Regions from separate parts of the Homo sapiens genome. Here region 2 is linked to region 1. A link is an interaction called in ENCODE POLR2A ChIA-PET data of the cell type or tissue named here. Cell type or tissue: HepG2. All regions are shown on one strand. Each heading gives the region's core, and the rest is flanking DNA. Links, peaks and the distances in the headings are about the cores only.

Region 1 (8,000 bases), core at 1-8,000:
TTATTTGTTTTTGTTTTTTTGCTATTACTATCAGGGCAGTAATTCACATTCTTTTTTTTTTTTTTCTTTTTGTGGAGAACAGGGTCTCACTATATTGCCCAGACAGGTCTCGAACTTCTAGGCGCAAGTTATCCTCCCACCTCTGCCTCCCTAAGTGTTAGGATTACAGGTGTGAGCTGCTGCACCCAGCAACATTCTTATTATATACATATATTTGCACATACACAAGAGAATTTTTTCATTTTGATTCCCCCCAGCCCCCCAAAAAATTTGGGGGCCAGACATGGTGGCTCGTGCCTGTAATCCCAGCATTTTAGGAGGCTGATGCAGGCAGATGACTTGAGCCCAGGAGTTTGAGACCAGCCTGGGCAACCTGACAAAACCCTGTCTCTACAAAAAAATAGAAAAAAATTAGCCAGGTGTGGCAGTGCACACCTGTAGTCCCAGCTACTGGGGAGGCTGAGGTGGGAGGATTGCTTGAGCCTGGGAGACTGGGGCTGCAGTAAGCCTAGAATGCCACTGTTTTCCAGCCTGGGTGACAGAGAGAAACTACATCTCAAAAAAAGAAAAAAGGAATTGCTGGTTAAAAAAATAAAAAGGAAGAAGAGTCAGGAGAATCGTTTGAACCCGGGAGGTAGAGGTTGCAGTGAGCCAAGATCGCACCACTGCACTCCAGCCTGGGCAGCAGAGCGAGACTCCATCTCAAAAAAAAAAAAAAGAGGATATGCACATTTAACATTTTAATAGTGTCAAATTCCCTTCCAAAAGACTGCCGATTAATATTCTCACTAACAATATTGAGTACCAATTTCCCCATATATTTATTAATGCTAGGTATTAGGAATGAACTTTCTATAATGTCTTTCATAGTAACACTGCTCTGGGACCCAAATGTGGTACTCACCTTTCTAAGAGTTTGTCATAATTGTCATTCAGCAATTTTCGTTCTTTTTCCAAATCTTCAACTCTCTCCTGAAACTAAGAGTGATAGTAGCCCTTGAGATAAAATGTTAAAATCTATTCCCCTGCACAGGATTTCCCCTGTCCATGGCAGGGAGGGGCGTGGGTGAGAGGCTTTCTATCACCATCTCCAGTGTCTGAGAAGCCATCCAACTAGAAAGACTTGAACCAATTGAAGGTCGGCTAGAAACTTGTATTGGGATTAATGAGGATTTTCCAAAATAAGTCTTCACTGTTTCTGGGTTTCTACTGCTAGGGAAGCAGCAAAACATTATGAAAGAGCAAGGACTTTGAAAAACAGACATAAGTACAAATCCAAGCTTTCCCTCTAATGGTGTAATCTTAAGCAAATGATTTAACTACTCGGAGCTTCGTTTTTGTCATTTGAAAAAATGCAATACTCATATTGTTGCTAAGATACACATTCTAACATCCCTGAAGTTGAAATGTAGATGGTATCTTTCAACTATTATTATTTACCTCCTTCAGAGTCATCTGCAAGATAGACACATCTTCCAGTTGGCTCTTCAAGCTCACAGCCTTCTTGCTTTCTTCCTTCAGCTCTGCCCTGAGCTCATTCACTTGCTTGAGGAGGGCCTCATGGGCTGCACTCAGGATTCCCTGATTCTGGGTCAAAAGGAAAGTACCTCTGGGAATGGTCATATCACTCAGCACGAGTGGTCTCCAGACACCAGCAACCCTAGCATTCTCTAACAGATGTCACAAAGAATGACTTTGATTAATAGCTTATTACCTTTGTACTGTTCGTTAACCTTGTTTTTCACCCTAGCATTTCTCTGGAAGTATAATTTCCCTGGTAGGTAGGGTTTCCATTCTGGGCAATTGTAGTTCATCATTTGAGCTTTAATTTTCTTTTCTTGTATTTATTTATTTATTTATTTATTGAGACAGTCTCGCTCTGTTGCCCAGGCTGGAGTGCAATAGTGCTTGGCTCACTGCAACCTCTGCCTACCGGGTTCAAGCAATTCTCCTGCCTCAGCCTCCTGAGTAGCTGGGATTACAGGCATGAGCCACCACGCCCAGCTAATTTTTGTATTTTTAATAGAGACAGGGTTTCTCCATGTTGGCCAGGCTGGTCTCGAACTCCTGACCTTAGGTCATCCACCCGCCTCCGCCTCCCCAAGTGCTGGGATTACAGGCGTGAGCCACCGCGCCTGGCCCTTGAGCCTTAATTTTCTCAAGGTTCAAATTAATCCCTAGCTTTAAATTAGTTGCCACCTTCCAAAGCTGCCTTCACTTTCTAAGCTATTTGACTGCTTTTTTATGATGACTACGTTTGTACCTAGACAAGTGACATGTTAACTCCAGAAGTTCTGTGTGTGTTTCTGGCGGACTCCTCTGGTGAGGCACAGCTGGGTGGTCTCGTTTGGAACTCTGTCTTAGTGGTGATTCTTAAGCACAGACATTCACCTAGCTTCACATGCAGCCCACTCACAGTGGTGAATAGGGCCAAATATTTAAGACCATCTGAGAATACCTGCAACAACTTTGTTATATCTCATCACCTCACACATGCTAGAAGAATACTCTTAGGAAGTTTTGAGCAAATGCTATAATTTGCTCCAGCAATAGGCTTAAAAATACCATGCCAAATATTTCTCAACTACAATTTCATATTTCAATTTTTATGAAAACAGTGCAATAAGTATCTGTATCTTTTGATAATCATAATAGTATCATTTTTAACAGAAACTATATGACATAATAACATTGATTTAGTTAGCTAAATTCTGGTGTTATGTTACTTGGAGATGAACATAGATTTCTTTGGGTTTGATTATTCTGGTTACTAAGAAACAGAGACTCAATTCTCATTAAGTACCTTCTGGAGCAAGGTTTCGTATGCCTGGAAGAAAGAAATTATTATTATTTTATTGATTTATCAATTTCATGATATATTTATCACTGTAATATAATGCTTAACATTTTTAAAGACATTATAAAAATCCCACAAAACAAATCAATTTGTGTACTTGTTTACTAATTGTTGCTATTTTTCCCCTGCCCTAGCTTGCCAAGTAGTCTGTGACTGCAATCATTCACACCATTTCTCAAAAAAGAATGAAGGGTCATTTATTAACATTTGCATTGTACTTGGTGGATTATCCAAGAAAAATGTTTAATCTTAAATTAGGTACTGTTACTTAGCACACTTCAGAAAGATCTCTTCAGTTTTAGTAAAAAAAAAAGAATGATCATAACAACAGCTATAATTAGTTGAGTAGTTGCTATGTGTTACTATGTGTTTCATTACCTGCCACATCATGATCATTATAATCATTTCACACATATTATCTCATTTAATCCTTGTAGCAAATATGAGAGGTAAGTTTTCGTTTTTGTTTTTGAGACAGTCTCACTCTGTTGCCCAGGCTGGAGTGCTGCGGCACAATCTTGGCTCACTGCAACCTCGGCTTCCCAGGTTCAAGCAATTCTCCTTCCTCAACCTCCCAAGTAGCTGAGATTACAGGTGCCCCCCACCACACCTAATTTTTGTATTTTAGTAGAGACGGGGTTTCACCATGTTGGCCAGGCTGGTCTCAAACTCCTGACCTCAAGCGATCCACCCACCTCAGCCTCCCAAACTTTTTTTTTAAATTTATTTTTTATTTTTTAAAAAAGGTCAAATAATCTTGAGAGAGAAAAAAATTGATCATATCAACTTGCTTAAAACCCTTTCACATAGCTCTCTGCTGTTTGTAGGATAAAGTCTAAATTCCTAGCATGTTCTGTCTTTAATGACAACGAGAAAAAAAATTCTTAGTGTGTCCTTCATGACCAGACCTGATGTTTCTCACCTCTGCTCTCATGGAAAGCCCCCTCTTCTCTTACACACTTATTAACACAAGCTAATCTTTTAGTATTTCAGTATTTAACTCACAAATCTATTCCTTTATTAATCCTTTTCTTTTTTCTTTTTTTGAGACAAAGTCTCACGCTGAGGTGCCGTATCGGGATCTCGGCTCACTGCAACCTCTGCCTCCTGGGCTCAAGCACTCAAGCAATCCTCCTGCCTCAGCCTCCATAGTAGCTAGGACTACAGGCACACATCACGATGCCTGTCTAATTTTTCTATTTTTGATAGAGATGGGGTTTCGCCATGTTGTCTGGGCTGGTCTCGAATTCCTGAGCTCAAGTGATCCTCCCTCCTTGACCTCCCAAAGTGCTGGGATTACAGGCTCCAGCCACCGCACCCAGTCATTAATCCTTTTCTGATCTGGCACTGTTAAAGGAGTTATTAAAAATAATTTTAGGCAGATAGAGAGGAAAAGGGGTCCTTGGAAAGTTTTCTCGTCCTTTAAAGCAGCTCCAGAAACGTTTTTTGTCTAGCAGGAAAGCCCTGGCTCTTACAGCCGGGAAGGCAACCTTTGATATGCAAATACAGGTCTTTAGAAACTGGGTCCACCCAAACATGGCGATTCCCGCCCTTGTCTTCCTGTCCTTTCCCCGACCTGTACCTGGCAACATGGCCACCCCCACATATCCCCACGTGTGTAGAACATCATGGCGCCCTTCATTTGCATATTAAAAGACTAGGGTAGGAGGGCCAGTTTTTTCCACAGGCTACATGAGTGACATGCCTGGTCAAACCAATCCCCTGAGCCCTATGCAAATCAGACACTACCTCCTCCTGCCTACTCATATAAGCAGCCACTTTTCCCGGCACATGAGGTCTCCCCTCTCTGCTTTGGAGTCCTTCTCCCTCTGTCTCAGTACAGGGGAGCTTCTTCCGTCTTTCTTCTCCCTTGTTTCTTGCCTATTAAACTCTCCGCTCCTTAAAGCCGCTCCACCTGTGTCCGTGTCGTTTTATCTAATTCGCGTGAGACAAGAGCCCTGGTGTTCCTCCACTTATCAGCCATATCAGCACCTCACCCACTGGTGGGTCTGACTACTCTCTCTTTTGTGTCCTGCCCATACCCTGCATAGGATAGTTGAATTTGTTTACTTGTTTTCTCACTCCTATAAACTCCTTGAAGGCAGTTTTTTCTTACTTACCCTTGGAATCTTTGTATCCCAGTGCTTTGCAATTCCTGGTACTGGATAAATATTTGTTCAATAAAAGGATGGTGCTGACCTTACTTTGACCCTTGATACTCTATTTCCACCAATCAGATGTTAGTTTCTAATGTGTGCTAATGCTAAATATACTTACCTTGAGGGCTGTTGTCAGGCTTAAAAAAGATCATGACTGTAAATATCTGGGACAGAGTACAGCTCACAGAAAGTGCTAATTAAAAGGCTAGTTTCCTTCCCTTCCCTGTGACTGCTTTTGGCTTCCTAATTTAATCACATTCTGGTTGTGGTCTTCGTAGGGGACCGTAACCCTTACACAAGTTAACTCCACTTTATTTCACCTTAGCAGGCAGAGCTTGAGCCTTCCTCTTAATAGAGAACTAATGGGAAATACTGGGAAAAGCATAGACTCCGAGTTGTGAGGCTTGGATTTGAATATCACTTATAAATTGTGTGATATCACTTATAAATTGTCTTTCTGAATTGTGGCTTCTCATATTTAAAATGGAGAAAATAATATGAATCTCTTAATTGGGGTTTCCCCCCACCAAGAAAGCACAGCTGATGATGGCAACTCACCTCTTGAACTTCTGTTAATTGTGCTTTTGTCATAACCAATGAAGCATTTCTTTCATGTAAGAGCTTCTTAAGTCGAATCAGCTCTACCTTCTCTTTAATGGAAGCTCTGCAGAGAAAGGCGCTAAATTATTCTGTCTGAACATGGATAGAATTAAAGACATTTTCTCCTTGACTATGCCCTAGTAAGAATACCTCCCTCTTGTCTCTTGCCTTCCCGTCTTACCCACACTAGAACACAAGTATGTGGTGTATGTACAGTCTAGTAAATAATCTCCTTTCTCCCATTTCTCATCACGCCAGCCAAGATTTGATAGAGATCACTAACCTTAAGCTTATGTTATGAGAAAAGATAATAACTACTTTTTTAAATGATGGTGTTCATAATTTCCCACAAACCTTGCAATGTCAAGCTAGGTCTCAGCCGTTTCCTTAGAGAAACCAGTGAGGTTTGAACGTGCTAGAAAACTTAAAAAGAAGATTATGAACCAGGCACCGTGGCTCACGCCTATAATCCCAGCACTTTGGGAGGCTGAGGCGGGCAGATGGCCTGAGGTCAGGAGTTGGAGACCAGCCTGGGCAACATGGCAAAACCTTGTCTTTACTAAAAACACAAAAGTCAGATGGGTGTGGTGGCATAAGCCTGTCATCCCAGCTATGGACACTGGGCAAGAGAATCGCTTGAACTGCGGGAGGCGGAGGTTGCAGTGAGCTGAAATCAGCTTAGGCAACAGAGTGAGATTCTGTCTCAAAAAATAACAATAGTGGCCGAGTGCGGTGGCTCAGGCCTGTAATCCCAACACTTTGGGAAGTTGAGGCGGGCAGATCACGAGGTCAAGAGATTGAGACCATCCTGGCCAACATAGTGAGACCCCATCTCTACTAAAAATACAAAAATTAGCTGGGTGTGGTGGTGCGCACCTGTAGTCCCAGCTACTCAGGAGGCTGAAGCAGGAGAATTGCTTGAACCTGGGAGGGGGAGGTTGCAGTGAGCCGAGATTGCACCACTGCACTCCAGCCTGGCGACAACAGAGTGAGACTGTCTCAAAAAATAATGATAATAATAATAATAATAGTAAAATACACCCGGCACGGTGGCTCACGCTTATAATCCCAGCACTTTGGAAGGCTGAGGCGGGTGGATCACGAGGTCAAGAGATTAAGACCATCCTGGCCAACGTGGTGAAACCCCGTCTCTACTAAAAATACAAAAATTAGCTGGGCATGGTGGCGCACACCTGTAGTCCCAGCTACTCGGGAGGCTGAGGCAGGAGAATCACTTGAACCTGGGAGGTGGAGATTACAGTGAGCTGAGATCTCGCCACTGCACTCCAGCTTGGGTGACAGAGTGAGTCTCTGTCTCGGAAAATAAAAATAAAATAAAATAAAATAATAGAAAGAAGATTAGGCTGGGCGCAGGGGCTCACGCCTGTAATCCCAGCACTTTGGGAGGTCGAGGAAGGCGAATCACCTGAGGTCAGGAGTTCGAGACCAGCCTGGCCAACATGGTGAAACCCCCTCTCTACTAAAAATATAAAAATTAGCCAGGTGTGGTGGTGGGTGCCTGTAATCCCAGCTACTCAGGAGGCTGAGGCAGGAGAATTTGCTTGAACCCGGAAGATGGAGATTGCAGTGAGCTGACAAGGTGCCACTACACTTCAGCCTGGGCAACAAAGTGAGACTCTGTCTCAAAAAAAAAAAAAAAAAAAAAAAAAAAAAAAAAAAAAGACTATTATTCCTGAACCTAGGAGCTCACGTTTTCTTTATTGTTTGAAAGATTGAAAGAGATACTGGGGAGGATTTGGGTTCACTCCACTCTATCTCATTGATTCCCTGTCTAGCTGCTGATTAGAATAACCTGGAGAGATCTTAAAATTACACTGCCTGAATTCTACCCCCCAAATAATTGAAAGGGAATCTCAGAGATGGGGCCCAGGGATCTGTTATGGTCTTTTTTTGTTTTGTTTTGTTTTGTTTTTGAGACAGAGTCTTGCTCTGTTGCCCAGGCTGGAGTGCAGTAGCATAATCTTGGCCCAGTGCAACCCCTGCCTCTCGGGTTCAAGCTATTCGCCTGCCTCAGCCTCCCAAGTAGCTGGAATTACAGGCATGAGCCATCACACCCGGCTAATTTTGGTATTTTCAGTAAAGATGGGGATTCACCATGTTGGCCAGGCTGTTTTCGATCTCCTGACCACAAATGATCCACCCACCTTGGCCTCCCAAAGTACTGGGATTACAGGCATAAGCCACCGCACCCGGCCTGGATCTGTGGTTTTAAAATATCTCCAGGTTGAAAACTTATATCCATACAAAAAACGACACATAATGTTAATAGCAGCTTTATTCATAATTGCCAAAACTTGGAAGCAACTAAGACATCTTTCGGTAGCTGAATGGATAAATAAACTGGTACATGTAGACAATCGAAT
Region 2 (17,042 bases), core at 4,884-12,883, 53 kb after region 1:
TGATCAGAGCTCACTGCAGCCTCGAACTCCTGGGCTCAAGTGATCCTCGCTCCTCAGACTGCTAAGTAGCTGGGATTTCAGGCTACCACACCCTGCTAATGTTTTTTGTTTTTAATAAAGTCTCGTCATGTTTCCCAGGCTGGTCTCAAACTACTGAGCTCAAGCCGTGCTCTACCCTGGCCTCCCAAAGTGTTGGGATTACAGGTGTGAGCCACCACACTTGGCCTTAAAATATTTTAATTTCCTCAAATTTACAAAGGAGAATAAGACCTCATGGCTAAATTGAACAGTGAGTGCAGCTAGTTCATTGTTTGCACAAGGAACTACAGTCTAATTGCAGTTCCTATTTTAGCTGATGAAACAACCAGTTTGTCATGGAAATTATTTTAGTGTGGTATTATGTACCAGATTTTTAGAATCCATAACTTGAAATTAGCTTTACACGCTACATAGTAAATAGTGGACTACAGAAACAAAAGTATTAACATAAGGACCTTAATTTTTTTCACCTATTTTATGACCTTAAATATTCAGTATTTTTTTAATTCCATCTGTATTTTCGTTTTGTCAGTGAGTGGAATAATGTGCTCCTTATTTAAAACATCTTTTCCCCTAACAGTAGAACCTATTAGGTCTTGTGGTTTGATCACTCACTGGTTTTGAGAATAGATGAGTCATCTCTAGTATAGATCTTCATGGTAGGCCATTCACCTTCAGTCTATTACTCATAGCAAAAACTCCACGGACTTTTTTAAGTTTAAAACCCATGAATCTGCTTAGGTTTTATAATCTCAGTATTTGACATTTGCTCACTATTTCATCTCTATTTGTTGGCCCGGTTTTTCTGTATTTTCTTTGCCCAAACTGCTCATTATCAAGATGAACATTTGGGATATACTCTTTTTGAGACCCTCAAGGGCATATTGACATGAATTTAGTTAATTTTAGTCATCTATTGATGTTGAAGAATTGTGAAGACAGTCACTGGTAGAGGTGATTCTATGGAGGCTATCCCATCCCAGTGGAATGTTAATGCTTTACCAAAATGTGTTAGCTGCAGTAGACAGATGTTTCTGTCTTGGGGGTTTAGGGCACAACATTTCTGAGGAACTCTGACTCAATCTGTCCCTTCTCCTTTCACAGGGCAGCAAGGCGAACCCCATCCCTACTCACTGGAGCTCAGCTTTGATTTTTAACCTCCCTTCCCCACCCTTCCAGAACACACACATTCCATTCCAAAACTGATTTTATAAAGACATTTTAAACATAATGATGCAACTTGGTGTGCACTACAGCAAATGTACAGGTGTTTTTTTTTTAATTGTTTCCAAAACCGGGACCTGGATTTAAGATGTAATTTTTAAAATTTCTATTTCTATTTTTTCTGCAGCAGTTGGGTTAGAGGAGGAGGAGCCTTTTAGCCTCTCATAAACTGACCTCTCTACTTCCTCGTGTATTTTTAAGATTGATTGATGATGTGGAAAGGGCTTTGCTTGTCTGCTACTGAAAACTTTATCCTTGCGGTTTTTGTGGAAACTGCTTTTGGAAAGAGAAAAGAAATGAACTTTACTGACTTGACATTTTTGCACCTCCCGTTTTTCTAATCTGGGCTATTTTTATTTTTGTTTTTTTACAGTGAGATTTTTTTGATCTTCAGCTACAGTAAGTTATTCCAATTTTTTTTTAACATTTTTCCTGACTTTCCGCTGATTTCCTTTTTATTGTTGTTACTAGTTACTATTACTTATTATTATTATATTAATACTTATGATGGTGATGATGATGATGATAATGACACTGATGATTTTTAACCGGATTAAAATCGAGTTTTTCTGAATGTTTCTAAGAATTTCTCCGGCCTCCTGATTGACTTTGGAGTTTTGCATCTTGGGAGAGAAAGCGAAGGCATTAGTATTTTTAAGTGGTTTGATCACGTAAACCTTTTCTCTCCCAACCCCACCCTTGCCCTCATCCCCTTCCCCACACTGAAAAGAATTTTACTGGCTGTTAAGTCTATGACCTTATTTTTCCTGATCTTTAACTTAACTGTTTTAGAGCATCTCTGGACGTCTGTATTTTTAATTTTTTTTATTTTTGTTTTTTTATTTTTAATCTTTCATTTGTTAAATTTTTAAACTGTGCTGCAATAAAATGTGTGTGGTACTACTTAACACTTATGATCGTGATGGCATTTTCCCTGAAAGCCATCTTCCTCCTGTTTCCCTTGAAATCCCATCCTGCTTTTCCTGTACACTACCCCTCACAAACCACAAGCTGCAGCAACATGGATGCCCAGCCTGGAGCAGCAGCAGCCAGGATGACCTGGAGCCAGGGGGGCCTTCGGAACAGATGCACACCCTTCCTGGGTGATGGTAAGAGGTGTGAGGTCCACTTGGATTCATTACAAAGACTAGGAAATAAACCCGTTTAACAGTTTAGCTGATGTGTATAGGTCATAGCATCTGGAAGTGTTTGAAACTTTTGTGTGTGCATCTTGAGGTGTTTCCCAAGGGGGACCACCTCAGTTATTTGTAAACTAATGGAATAATATGAGTTGCTAATTAACTTGGGCTGATTAGAACATTTTGGATACTTGGAAAGAGCAGCTGAAGTTTAAAATGAAAGTGGCTTGTTTTAATGATTAGCAACAAGAAAACATATTGGGGAGTCCCTTTTTTTAGATTGTTACAAATCAGTAAACATTTTCTGTCATTTAACATATTCCTTGGGTTTGTGACATTTTTGGATTATATTCTATTTAGACTTTTTATCTCATTAATATTTCACAAGAGTCAAACCATAGGAGATACAACATAATATTAAAATGCTGTCTCACTGGAGGGCTTTTAAAAATTTGAAAAAAGGTAGGCTTTTTGACCTCACAAAGCAGGGAAATCTGTTTAACCTCTACATCCAAATTAGGAACTGTCTAAGGCTGACCCCTTTTACAGTGGTGACTCAAGACCCAGCTAGATTTTGGGAATTCTAATGTGAATTCATAGAGTTCTAATGCTAGATTAGGAACTCTAATGTGTTCTGATGTTAAGAAGGAGTGTATTCTGTGTTATTCACAGGAATGGTGTAGAGATTAGTAAAGATGTGGATAGCCAAAGAGAAGTTGAGCAACCCGTAGTATTTTACTCACTGCAGCAAAATGTTTTGATAACCATTTTAGAGTTGCTCTGATAGGTTTCAAGCTGGGAGATAATTAGATTTTATTTTAAAATATTTCTATTTTTTGTAGAGACAGGGTCTCGCTATGTTGTCTAGGCTGGTCTTGAACTCCTGGGCTCAAGCGATCCTCCTGCCTTGACACCCCCAAAGTGTTGACATTACAGGCATGAGCCACTGCACCTAACCTGGAATAATTTTTTGAAGGCATATTCGGTACTGTTGTACTAGGGTAAATCACAAACTTGCCCCCTTATACCATACTCGGATGAAAAGTGAAATCTAGTTAAAGTGAACACCAGAGGTACACTCAAAACAGAATGGGAGAAAAAGCAAAAGATTCCTGGAAGTTATCTAGAAAAAGAATGGGAATCTTTATTTTTTAAATAAGTGCAAGTTTTATTGATGCTCTCTATTGTATGAGAGCTATTTTTTCTTCTTTGCTGCTGTCAGTGTACGGAAGCTGTTCACTATAGGTTCAGTTTGATTTATTCCTTGTTAATTCTACAAATTTATTATTTTTATGGGACATGTTGTGTTTGGGGATATAAAAAATAGTTTATTATGTTTAAGGGCTTCGCAGCTTAGTGAGGGAGACACATGAATGAAATAATGTCCATATATGATGAGAGGTAAACACATATCCTATAGAAGCATGCCAAAATAAGCTGGGGGCGTTGGTACCTGCCTGTAAGCCTGTAGTCACAACTAATTGGAAGGCTGAGGCAGGAGGGTCCCTTGGCCCAGGATTTGAGAGACTGTAGTGTGTGATGTGATTATCCACTGCACTCCAGGCTGGGCAACATAATGAGACCCCATCTTTTTTTTTTTTTTTTTTTTTGAGACAGTCTCGCTCTGTTTCCCAGGCTGGAGTGCAGTGGTGCCATCTTGGGTCACTGCAACCTCCACCTCCCGGGTTCAAGCGATTCTCCTGCCTCAGCCTCCCGAGTAGCTGAGACTACAGGCACGGACCACCATGCACGGCTAATTTCTGTATTTTTAGTAGTGACGAGGTTTCACCATGTTGGCCAGGCTGGTCTCAAACTCCTGATCTCATGGTCTGCCCGCCTCGGCCTCCCAAAGTGCTGGAATTACAGGCATGAGCCACTGCACCTGGCCTTAAATTTTTCTATTTTTAGTAGAGACAGGGTTCAGTAGAGATGCCATGTTGGCCAGGATGGTCTCAAGTTCCTGACCTCAGGTGATCCACCCGCCTCAGCCTCCTGAAGTTTTGGGATCACAGGTGTGAGCTGCCGCACCCAGCGAGACCCCATCTCTTTTTAAAAAAAGAAAGCATGCAGAAATGGTTACCTAACTAACCCTGAGAGGTCAGGGAATCCTTTTTTTATTATTTTTATTTATAACTTTAAATTTATAAATTTATTCCTTCTACCTTAATCACATAAAGGGATTTTTTTTTTTTTTTTTTTTTAAATAAGACGGAGTCTCGCTCTGTCACCTAGACTGGAGTGCAGTGGTGTGATCTTGGCTCACCACAACCTCTGCCTCCTGGTTTCAAGCAGTTCTCTGTCTCAGCCTCCCGAGTACCTGGGATTACAGGCACCTGCTACTATGCCCGGCTAATTTTTTTTTTTTTTTTTTGAGATGGAGTCTTGTTCTGTTGCCCAGGCTGGAGTGCAGTGGCACGATCTCGGCTCACTGCAAGCTCTGCCTCCCAGGTTCACGCCATTCTCCTGCCTCAGCCTCCCAAGTAGCTGGGACTACAGGCGCCCGCCACTACGCCCGGCTAATTTTTTTGTATGTTTAGTAGAGACGGGGTTTCACCGTTTTAGCCGGGATGGTCTCGATCTCCTGACCTCGTGATCCGCCCGCCTCGGCCTCCCAAAGTGCTGGGATTACAGGCGTGAGCCACCGCGCCCGGCCCACCTGACTATTTTTTATTGTTTTTTTTTTTTTTTGGTGGAGACAGGTCTCATTTTGTTTCCCAGGCTGGTCTCAAAAACTCCTGGAAGATTTTAATTTTTAGGAATGTCTTTCTAATAACAGTATGGAAATGGTGTAGAGGAAATGAGATTGGAAGTAGGAGATTAATAAAGGAGATATTAAAATCCAAGAAAGAATAACGACCTGGCTTGGACAAAGGTAATGCTATGAGATTAGAGATTAGGAGGTAAAATTAGGAGCATCTCAGGATGGATGTGATAAGGTGGACAAGAACACAGATTTGGCATGATTGCTGGTTTCTAGCTTCTGGGATAGGGATAGATATTGGGGAATGAATGAAGGGAGCAGATTATAGTTTGAGGGTGGGAAAAAGAATATTTTAAACATCTTGGAGGTATTCAAGGAACATTCAAGTATAAGATGTTTTATTAAGTATCTGAGTACTATTTGAAAATCATTAGGTTTGGGCATATAGGGATGAACAAAACATGTCCCCTGCCCTCTTAGATATTATAGATCATTGAGGGAAGAAACAAAGTAAATGGCACTTTTCACAGTAAGGATCGATGAAGGAAAAGAAGAGCGTGGATGAGAAGATGGCAAGGGAACCAAAATTAGAACATGGAATTTGGGGGATGCTGCCAGGGAAGCTTAGCTACGTGGAAGTAGCTAATGGTGAAGCTCATTCTGTAAGAAAACCATATGTGAAAGCACAGATAATGAGGGGGAACAAGACTTGGCCTCCAAGTAAGAAATAATACTGGAAAATAATTACCAAGAATACATAGATGAGGGATGGAGTTAGAGAGGTAGGCAAGGACCAAACATTTCATAGCACGGGACCTTAGAGGGTCTTGTTTAAGATCCTGTCTTGGGCACAAGTAGAATCTATTGAAGGATTTTGAAGAAGAGGTCTGGTTTATCTTCTGTTGTGTAGGGAATATTAGTGATGAGAACTAAGAGGGCAAGTAGGGCAGTAAGTTTGGAGACCTATTAGAGTAGGCCACTGTCTCAATCTCTTGAAGAAAATAATCATCCCAAGCCTAACAATAACTTGCCCTGGTTTTTCAAATGAGTTTTTATTGGGTGTATTAATGAGCAAAATCAGTCTGAGTAAGATAGGTTGAGAACTGATGAGGCTCCAGGAAATTACTAATTATTTCTGATACCTTGTTGGGTCATATAATGGCTTTCTGATTTGGCAGAAAAAAGTAGCAGGACATTAATTTATGGAAGTATTCTAAACACTTGACTATGTCCAACACTGTTAAAGTTGTGAGTTTGTGTTAACTTAATCATCATCAAAACCTTGAGTAGGAGTAGATACTGTTATTCATGTTTTAGAGGTGAGAATATTGGAGTACAGAATTTAAATAACTTGCCTAAAGTTAAACTGCTTTAGTGGTTTAGCATGGATTCAACCCTGGGATTAAGGGTGCAGATTTCAACACTTAATGATAGTAGACTCCTTTCGTCACTTTGATATGTTGAACTTTTTTTTTTTTTTGAGACATAGTCTCGCTCTGTCACCAGGCTGGAGTGCAGTGGCATGATCTCTGGCTCACTGCAACCTCCGCCTCCTGGGTTCAAGCGATTCTTGTGCCTCCGCCTCCTGAGTAGCTGGGATTGCAGGCATGCACCACCACACCCAGCTAATTTTTATATTTTAGTAGAGATGGGGTTTCACCATGTTGGCCAGGCTGGTCTAGAAATCCTGACCTCGTGATCCGCCCACCTCGATTTCCCAAAGTGCTGGGATTACAGGCGTGAGCCACTGTGTCCGGCTGAGCATTCTAGAAAAACAGATTTTAGTTTGGTTAAAGTTCCAAAGAACAACTTTGGACTTTTATTATTAAAATTTTAAAACTAAATATGTTTATATTTTTGCCCTTGATTTCCCAACACCTTAAATGGCTTAAAGATGTGTATATGTGCAAGGTAGTTAATGTTTAGGTAGATGTATCTTGGTAAAATGTTACCATGGTTGTGATGGCATTGTTAATAGGGAAGCAAGCACATTTTAAAAGTGAGCTTTAGGCCAGTTGCAGCAGTTTATGCCTATAATCCCAGCACTTTGGGAGGCTGAAGTTGGAGGATAGCTTAAGGCCAGGAAAGTCTGGCAACATAGCAAGAGCCTGTCTACAAAAAGCTGGGCACGGTGGCACACAGCTGTAGTGTAGCTCCCTGGGAGGCTGAGGCGGTAGAATTAATTGAGTTCAGGAGTTTGAGGTCAGTGTGAGTTATGATTGCGCCACTGTACTCCAGCCTGGGTGACAAGAGTGAGACCCTATCTCTTAAAGTAAAAAAACAAAAGTGAGCTATCTTTTTTTTTTTTCTAAGACTTATAAAACCGAAGTGAACTTCAGTTAGAAAAAAATTATTTGTGGTTAAAAAAGAACCACGGAGACGGATGCATTAACTAAGCCCAGGGGTCCTTTTTCAATCCTCATCTCACTTGACCTGTTGGTTCCATTTAACCAGATCTCTTCCTTGAAACGTTTTTATTTTTTTTTTACTTTGCTTCCAGGTTTTTGTTACATGTTTCTGTTACATGTTAAACTTCTTTCTGTTGGAGTGCCCCATGGTTCAGTCCTTCCACTTCTCTTTTCTGTCCACACTCTGGGTCCAATTTCATTCAGATTCATTCATGATGTAATATACCACCTATAAGCTGATTTCGACACTTAAGATCAACAGCCTATACTTTTCTTTCGAATGTCATACCAATTCAGTTTACCTGCATGACAACTCTGTTGAATATCCAATATGTCAACTTAAAAGTGCAAAACTGTGCTCCTGATGTTCATGCCTCAAACCAGTCTCTTGTGTACTGTTGCCTTTTTCAGTTAATGAAACAATTTTTGTGTCTCTTGGGCCAAAGATTTTGGCTAGCCATCCTTGACTTTTACTCTTCTCACCTTTGGCCTATTAGAAAATCATGTTGGCCAGGTGTGGTAGCTCAGGCCTGTAATCCCAGCACTTTGGGAGGCTGAGGGAGGCGCATCGCTTGAGCTCAGGGGTTTGAGACCGGCCTGGGCAACATGGTGAAACCCTGTCTCTTCAAAAATATACAAAAATTAGCCAGGAGTGGTGGCAAGTGTCTGTAGTCCCAGCTACTTGAGAGACAGGCATGAGAATCGCTTGAGCCCAGGAAGCAGAGGTTGCAGTGAGCCGAGATCGCACCCGCACCATTGCACTCCAGCCTGGGTGACAGAGCAAGACCCTATCACAAAAAAAAGAAAGGAAAAAATGCTGTCAGCTCTTCAAAATATACCACTACTCATACTGTCGACACTTGGTCCAATTTCAAGCCACCCTTGTCTCCTGTGCATTATTATATATAATAGGTTTGTATTTCTTTTGTCCCTCCCCACTAGTTTTGTTCTTAAAAGTGATAGCTAGATTGATCCTAAAATGTATTGTTTGAAGGATTTTTTTTTTGGGGGGGAGATGGAGTTTTGCTCTCTTTGCCCAGGCTGTAGTGCAGTGGTGCGAGCTCGGCTCACCGCAACCTCTGCCTCCCGGGTTCAAGCAGTTCTCCTGCCTCAGCCTTCCAAGTAGCTGGGATTACAGGCACCAGCCACCAAGCCCAGCTAATTTGTTTTTTATTTTTAGTAGAGACAGGGTTGCACCATGTTGGCCAGGATAGTCTCGATTTCTTGACCTTGTGATCTGCCCGTCTCTGCCTCCCCAAAGTGCTGGGATTACAGGCGTGATCCACCACGCCTGGCCATTGAAAAATGTTTTGCCTGAAAACAAACAACCTAATGGCTGCCTTTTTCAGCATTGAAGTCAAAAATTTTTCTGTGATTTACAGGGCATCCCACGTGATTTGTTGTGTCCCTTCCCTTGCTGTTAATATACTGTGCTTCAGCCACACTGGCCTTCTTAACTGTATTGAACACATTGGATATGTTTCCACTTTAGGGCTTTTCCTTGGAATTTTCTCTGACTCATACAGTTTGGTTCCTCAGTTCCTCTGAGACTTTTTACTCAGAAGCTACCCCCTTAGTGATGTGTCTTCCCTTATTTAGCGCTTTAAGCTCCCCTTCTCCTAAATACTCTTTAGCACTTATCACCAACTGTAGAATTTGTTTTTTTCTATGTAAAGACATAAGAGATATGTCCAGAAATACATATGCCAAACAATTAACATTGATTGCCTCTGGGCAAGAAGTGGGATTTAGGAGATTTGAAACTTGTGTACTATGTGCTTAAGACTATTATAATGATCAATGTGGTAGTATTTTCCTTCTAATTAAAAAGCTTAAAAATGTACATCAACTCTTGTGATTCTGTGTGGGCATAAATAGCATAGCTAGTCTGTGTAATAGGGGTTTAGTAAGCAGTGTTAATAGTTGAAGAAACTGCTTTAAAAGGTTTAGCTGTGATAGAGTCGAGTTAGCATTTGAGCACATAGACTACCGTGTTGCCTGTATCAACATTTGGGAGAGCTTGACCATTTTAAAAATATGTATTCTCTACTGAGAAAGCATGGCTATTTGTAAGAGGTAGAGTGAATTAGAGAACTTTTTTTTTATTATTTCTACCTAATCTGATTCTGACTTTACCAGTCTGAAATATTCTTCCTGTTTTCTAATTATATTGACCTATGGCTCCTGAGTTGATTTTAAAACTGAAAAAACTCCAGGAGTTCATTGAACCAGATTTAGGCTTTTCTGGCTAGTCTTGAATAACATTTAGGAGTTTAGTAGAGTACATTTTGAACAAAAATTTTCCTCCAGTCCTCTAACTAAAATAGGTATTCTGAAGAGGATAAACTATTCATAATGCATTGTCACTCCCTATATTGATCCTTTAAATAAAATCTTCACATAAGTGGGTTTTCTAGCTTCAGAGCGAGAAGAAAAGTTTTCTCATGCTATTACCCTTAAGTTTGTGGAATTCATGCTAGAGTTATGGCTATGCTGTTTAAAATGGAGTTTTTCTGGTTTTTTTTTTTGTTTTTTTTTTGAGACTAGAGTCTCGCTCTGTTGCCCAGGCTGGAGTGCAATGGCACGATCTTGGCTCACCGCAACCTCCGCCTACCGCAACCTCCGCCTCCCGGATTCAAGTGATTCTCCTGCCTCAGCTTCCCGAGTAGCTGGGATTACAGGCGCCTGCCACCACGCCTGGCTAATTTTTGTATTTTTACAAGAGACAGGGTTTCACCATGCTGGCCAGGCTGGTCTCGAACTCGCGACCTCAGGCAATCCGCCCATCTCGGCCTCCCAAAGTGCTGGGATTACAGGCGTGAGCCACCGCAGCTTGCTAAAATGGAGTTTTATTACTCCTTTGAAAAGGAATACTAGTCAAGTGACTGAAGATTGATGTGGATTTGGGAGAGGAGGTACCTCATCTTTATCTTACCTTTGATCCGAATAAAGTAATACATGCTCATAGAACATTTTTAGAAAATACAGCTATCCAAAGATAACATTTGGGGTGTTCTTCCAGGCTTTTTGGGGCTTATATAAACTTCAAAAAGCACTGTCATACAGCATATATATTTAAGTAATAATTTTAAATTTAACCTGAATAGCTTATGTTAGTAGATACAGATCTCTGAAAAATTTGTAGTAGTTACATAGTATTATATACTCTATAATACTACATGGTACATTGTATACTTGTACTATATTTTATTTTACCAATACACTGTTGTACTCGTCCCCATTTTTTCTTTTGTAAACAAAGCTTTGGACAGTCAAAACTACAGTTGTGCATATCTTTATTTTCTTACATTTAAGCCCCAGAAATATAATTATTCAAGGGTATGCACATCTTTTTTGCCGGGGAGGTGGGCAGAGTATGCACTTTTTTTTTTTTTTTTTTTGAGACGGAATCTCACTCTAGCCCAGGCTGGAGTGCAGTGGCATGGTCTCACTGCAAGCTCCCTCTCCCGGGTTCATGCCATTCTCCTGCCTCAGCCTCCTGAGTAGCTGGGACTATAGGTGCGTGCCAACACACCCAGCTAATTTTTTAATTTTTTTTTGGTAGAGACGGGGATTCACCGTGTTAGCCAGGATGGTGTCGATTTGCTGACCTCGTGATCTGCCCGCCTTAGCCTCCCAAAGTGCTGGGATTACAGGCCTGAGCCACCGCGCCTGGCCGCACATTTTAAAAAGTTCTTAAGTTTGTTCTCCAGAAGCTAATAAGTTTAGCAATTTATTGGCAGTGTTAGCGGCCACTAATACTTAATTTCTAGTTTTGTGAATTACTTTGGATCTTTTGCTTTAAGATTTGACCCTGTATTATTCTGAAGGATTTGCTAAGTTTTTAAGTTGAATAGTAAAAATGTTGATAGATTTTGAGTGAAACATTGATACAATGTTGTCTATATTTCTGTGTATAGTTTGAGATTCACATGTAATTTTTGTTTTCAGGTGCATGCACATCTTTGGTGCTATCTTTTTTTTTTTTTTTTTTTTTTTTGAGATGGAGTCTAGAGGTTGGAGTGCAGTGGCGTGATCTCTCTCACTGCAAGCTCCGCCTCCTGGGTTCACGCCATTCTACTGCCTCAGCCTCTGGAGTAGCTGGGACTACAGGCATCCAGCTAATTTTTTGTATTTTTTTTTTTTTTTAGTAGAGATGGGGTTTCACCATATTGGCCATAATGGTCTTGATCTCCTGACTTCATAATTCACCTGCCTTGGCCTCCCAAAGTGCTGGGATTACAGGCGTGAGCCACCGCGCCTGGCCAGTCTTTTTTTTTTTTTTTTTAAAGACAGAGTCTTGCTCTGTTGCCAGGCTGGAGTGCAGTGGTGCGATCCCGGCTCACTGCAACTTCCACCTCCCAGGTTCAAGCGATTCCCTTGCCTCAGTCTCCTGAGTAGCTGAGATTACAGTTACGCTCCACCACGCCCGGCTAATTTTTGTATTTTTAGTAGAGATGGGGTTTCACCATGTTGGCCAGGATGGTCTTGATCTCTTGACCTTGTGATCTGCCGGCCTCGGCCTCCCAAAGTGCTGGGATTACAGGTGTGAGCAACTGCACCCGCCTGGTGCTATCTTTTAATTGTGAAAAAATTTCACATACACAAAAGAGAATAGTATAATGAACTTCCATGTACTTGTCTCACTTTAATAATCCTTGGCCAGCCTTTTTGTTTGTATCTACATCTCCCCATCCACCCCCTTCCCATGTTATTTTGAAGCAAATTCTTGATACATTTCATCTGTAGATATTTCAGTGTGTATTTTAAAAAGAATTAGGACTTAACCACAATTATCCCACCAAAAACGTTTAATAAATTAACTATTTTAATACTAAACATATTTAGAGGCCTGGCATGGTGGCTCATGCCTGTAATGCCAGCTCTTTGGGAGGCCAAGGTGGGCACATCACTTCAGGCCAGGAGTTCGAGACCAGCCTGGCCAATGTGGTGAAACCCTGTCTCTGCTAAGAATACAAAAAAATTACCTGGGTAGGGCAGTGCATGTGTGTAATCCCAGCTACTTGGAAGTCTGAGGCAGAAGGATCCCTTGAACTCAGGAGGCAGAGGTTGCAGTGAGCCAAGATACTGCCACTGCACTCCAGCCTGGGTGATATTGTGAGACTTAAAACAAAAACAACAACAAAAAAAGACCAACAAGTCCATTTAGTATCAGAAGTACTACCCTGAGAACTGAGTAAGGCATTCCTCAATGCTGTTTTATTTCTACGGGGATAACATGGTTGGTGGGGTCTTTTTGTTTATTTGTTCTTTTGCTAACAGTCCTGTATGGAATTTTGGAAGTGTTGTTTACTAAAGGTAGGTTTTGAAATTTTCTTAGGAGTTGGGGGTCTTATGGTTATACTCATTGGTGATAAAAATCAAACCTTTTACTATTCTCAAATTTAGATATAATCTCCTGTTTTGGCTGTTTAAGAGAATACTGTAATAACTTTAAGCCAAATATCCTTGTTAAAAATTATTCTGGGCTGCTAGGTTATTATTTTGTTATACCTGTCTAAAATCTTATCCATAATTTAGAAATTTTAAAATCTCTGACAAATTTTGCATTTGACACCAAGACTCAATTTGGCAAAAAAAACTGATCTTAACTGATGTGAGATTATTTATGTTCTATGTGTGAAATTTACTGAAAATTTATATGTATTCCTGCAGAAATATTTGATGTGGTAACTGTGCTCTCCCAGATGCTACACAACAAAAAAAGCATAGTATTTCTAAAATCTGAGACTATTTTTCCTAATACGTGTGTCTTTTTTTTTTGAGACGGAGTCTCTGTTGCCCAGGCTGGAGTGCAGCGGCGCAGTCTTGGCTCACTGCAACCTCCACTTCCCGGGTTCAAGCAGTTCTCCTGCCTCATCCTCCCAAGTAGCTGGGATTACAGGCACCCACCACTACCACGCTTGGCTAGATTTTGTATTTTTAGTGGAGACAGGGTTTCACCGTGTAGGCCAGGCTGGTCTGGAACTCCTGACCTCAAGTTATCTGCCCGCCTCTGCCTCCCAAAGTGTTGGGAGTACAGGTGTGAGCCACCACACCTGGCTGCAAGCATTGTAGACCAGAGTAGACTTAAAGTATACTTTGTTACAACTCATGCTCAGTCTGAGGTCACTGATAAAATTGAAACTTTCTGTAAGATAACAAGGAAATGAAGTCTTTTTTTTTTTTTTTTTTTTTTTTGAGAGGGAGTCTTGCTCTGTTGTCCAGGCTGGAGTGCAGTGGTGCGATCTCGGCTCACTGCAAGCTCTGCCTCCCAGGTTCCCACCATTCTCCTGCCTTAGCCTCCCGAGTAGCCAGGACTACAGGCGCCCTCCACCATGCCCGGCTAATTTTTTGTGTTTTCAGTAGAGATGGGGTTTCACCATGTTAGCCAGGACGGTCTCGATCTCCTGACCTCGTGATCTACCCGCCTCGGCCTCCCAGAGTGCTGGGATTACAGGCGTGAGCCACCGCGCCCGGCCGGAAATGGAAGTCTTGAGAATGAATGTTGGCCCTTTCTATTCAGAAAATAGCCTGTGCTCCAGCATAGCATCATCACCATCTGGGAGCTACCTAGGAATAGAGTCTCACCCTACCCCAGTGGTACCGATATGCACATTGAAAAGAACGAATCTAGAACACTTTTCACTCCTTTTTTATTACTTGGCTTGGGAATTACAAATTTCGGTGGACTTTTTGGCAGGAGTGGTTTTTGATGTTTGTGGAGAATGTTGAAGACTACAGTGTAGCCACATTTACTTTACATTGGAAATAATACAATATAAAACATGACATTTTATTTGCAAAATTTGAAATAATGACTTCTAAATTACAAACAGAATTAAAAATTTCAAAGCTGGCAGGCTGGAGATACATATGCTGTTCTGAAATACGTGCTTTGAATTATCTGAACTCTTAATGCAGATCATATATCTTGGCGTGATATAACCATTCTTGGTTATGAAAGCTGAGATTAACATTCAAAATACCTTGTGAATCAAGGTAGATCTGTCATAGTTATAATTTTTTTCCTTGAGTGTTTTAAGGAAAATATGTAAACATACAGAACAGTCTAATGAATTCTTAATATACCTTCCACCAGGATTGCCATGTTTCATTTTATTTTTTTGCTGAACCATTTGCAAGGAAATTGCTGACTGAAGACAAAAGACCCCTAAGTATTTAAATGTGGATTTCTTTTTTTTTTTTGAAGTGGAGTCTCGCTCCGTTGCCCAGGCTGGAGTGCAGTGGTGCGATCTCGGCTCACTGCAACCTCTGCCTCCCAGGTTACAGCAATTCCCCTGCCTTGGCCTCCCGAGTAGCCTGGACTACAGGTGTGCGCCACCACCTCCAGCTAATTTTTGTATTTTTTAATGAATTTAGTATACAGGTAGTCATACTAACCATGCTGTTATTTTCATTCATATAGATTATCAGTTATATTAGAAATAAGACCTTCCTGTGTTTTATTATTTTTGCATATTGCATATTCTCTTGATTCAGTTCTCAGTAAAGATGTATTGACCTTACTGAAGTCATTTTGAAATATTAAATCTTAACCTAGGTAAAGCATTCTTTAAAATATTCCTGGTGTTTGTTGGATACTTACAGATTCTGGAACCTTTCTTTAAAAAGTGTTTTCCAAACAGAAGTTGCTCTACGTTAGAGTATGATGGACTTTTATGTCGTAACACCCCCGAAACACTTTAATGATGGCACAATGAAATGTGAAGGTTGAGAATGTAGAGAGAAATTTCTATGTAATTTGGGACTTCCAATGGCTAATAGACCCCAAAATATGTAATACAATGTTCAGTGAATCTAGAGGTACCCAATTCATTGATTCTTTTTTTTTTTTTTTTTTTTTTGTTTTTGAGACACAGTTTTCGCTCTTGTTGCCCAGGCTGGAGTGCAGTGGCGAGATCTAGGCTCCCTGCTATCTCTGCTTCCCGGTTCAAGCAATTCTCTAGCCTCAGCCTCCCAAGTAGCTGGGATTACAGGCACGTGCCACCACACCTGGCTAATTTTTTTTTTTTTTTTTGTATTTTTAGTAGAGATAGGGTTTCACCATGTTGGTCAGGCTGGTCTCAAACTCCTGACCTCTGGTGATCCACCTGCCTCGGCCTCCCAGAGTGCTGGCAGGATTACAGGCGTGAGCCACTGCGCCCAGCCCCAATTCCTTGATTCTGTTTAGTTCTGAATTGCTCTTGGGGAAGAGAAGGGCCCAGTTTTTGCTTAGGGTTTTGCAGAAGAGCTTTGCTGACTCAGTTATCTGTGTATCATGATGACTAAGTTTCAGGGTAGCATTTTGCTATCTTTGCAGAAGGAAAAATTACAAAAGCATTATGTATTATTAGTGAAAAGTTGAGAAAAATTTAAAAAACTCAAAACCCCATCCCATCCTTAGATGTCACCTTGGTATGTAATCTTCTAGATAACTTGTACATACTTTGGTTATGCTCCTCCACGTCAATGTCACGTGTCATTTAAATTGCATTCCATTGGATTGCTGCACTGAAATAATTTGTACTCATTGTCAGGCACTTGTTTTCTCCTTTTTTACTGTTAATGTGTCCACACCATTGTTTCTTTCAGATGAATTCTCAAAGTTAAAATTACTGAGTCAAAAAACACGCAGTTTTAAAACTTTTGATGTAATGATCCCGTTTTCTGGAAATGCAGTATGGGTTCATACGGACCATTTATTTTGACCATTGCTTGCAGTAGACACTGTAATTAAAAATGTATTTGCTTGTTTGGTAGGTGGAACATGGTACTTGGTTTAATTTATATTTCCTTGATAGTGTTAATCTTTTTAATCTTCATATACCTTTAGTATTGTTAGTCACCTGTTTGTGTCCTTGGGCCATTTTTTGTTGGTATGTGCCAATAACAGTAAATGATAACAGTAGCAGCAGCGGCACTTGTTAAGTGCCAGTTACCATCTTTTCCAGTGTTTTGTGTACCTTGTTTCATTTATGCTTCATTCCTATCCTGTGAGACAAATACTATCAATGATACTCATTTTACAGATAAGGAAGCTGATTTTCAAAGAGATTGACTTCCCAAAGAAAGTGCATGCCACTAGCAAGTTGTTGATCTTGAAACACATGTGTCTAGGCTGGTTGCAGGGGCTCACGCCTGTAATCCCAAATTTTGGAGGCTGAGATGGGGAGATACTTGAAACCAGGCATTTGAGAGCAGTTTGGGCAACATGGCAAAACCCCGTCTGTACTAAAAGTACAACAAAGTTACCTGGGCGTTATTTTATTTTTAATTTTGGTGGAGATAAGGTCTTGCTTACGTTGTTGGCCAGTCTGGTCTCTTAACTCCTGGGCTCAAGCAATCTCCCACCTCAGCCTCCAAAAGTTTTTTGTTTATACTCTATTTAAAATGTGACCTCATTTTAAGGTTCGGTCATAGTGGACATGGCTTGAATTTGTGATGATACGGGTTTTTTTTTTCTTTTTTATGATGTAATCTTACTGCATCGCCGAGGCTGGAGTGCAGTGGCGTGATCTCGGCTCACTG

The links. ChIA-PET counts read pairs that join two places held together with the same protein. Peaks named below come from ENCODE experiments on the same cell type or tissue, not always from the same donor. Only the 100,000 strongest peaks of a DNase experiment are listed, where the experiment ranks them.
Region 2: POLR2A ChIA-PET joins it to region 1 with 11 read pairs; 17 of 35 experiments call an interaction of 5 or more read pairs at or near these places.

Annotation. Positions count from the first base shown.
Region 1 is chr14:21,305,411-21,313,410 of GRCh38, reverse strand. RPGRIP1 (RPGR interacting protein 1) reads right to left here. Exons shown (of 25, transcript NM_020366.4): 7 at 5,575-5,680; 8 at 2,804-2,827; 9 at 1,441-1,587; 10 at 905-978. Among named protein-coding and RNA genes, the nearest start is that of RPGRIP1, 29 kb to the right of the region's middle. RefSeq lists enhancers at 4,018-4,177, 4,000-4,527. In HepG2, for the core only: no CTCF peak of the experiment used is centred there; DNase peaks (open chromatin) are centred at 4,500 and 5,070; H3K4me3 peaks cover 1,197 bases.
Region 2 is chr14:21,247,931-21,264,972 of GRCh38, reverse strand. HNRNPC (heterogeneous nuclear ribonucleoprotein C) reads left to right here. Exons shown (of 9, transcript NM_004500.4): 2 at 1,637-1,662. Among named protein-coding and RNA genes, the nearest start is that of HNRNPC, 13 kb to the left of the region's middle. RefSeq lists an enhancer at 9,726-10,663. In HepG2, for the core only: no CTCF peak of the experiment used is centred there; no DNase peak of the experiment used is centred there.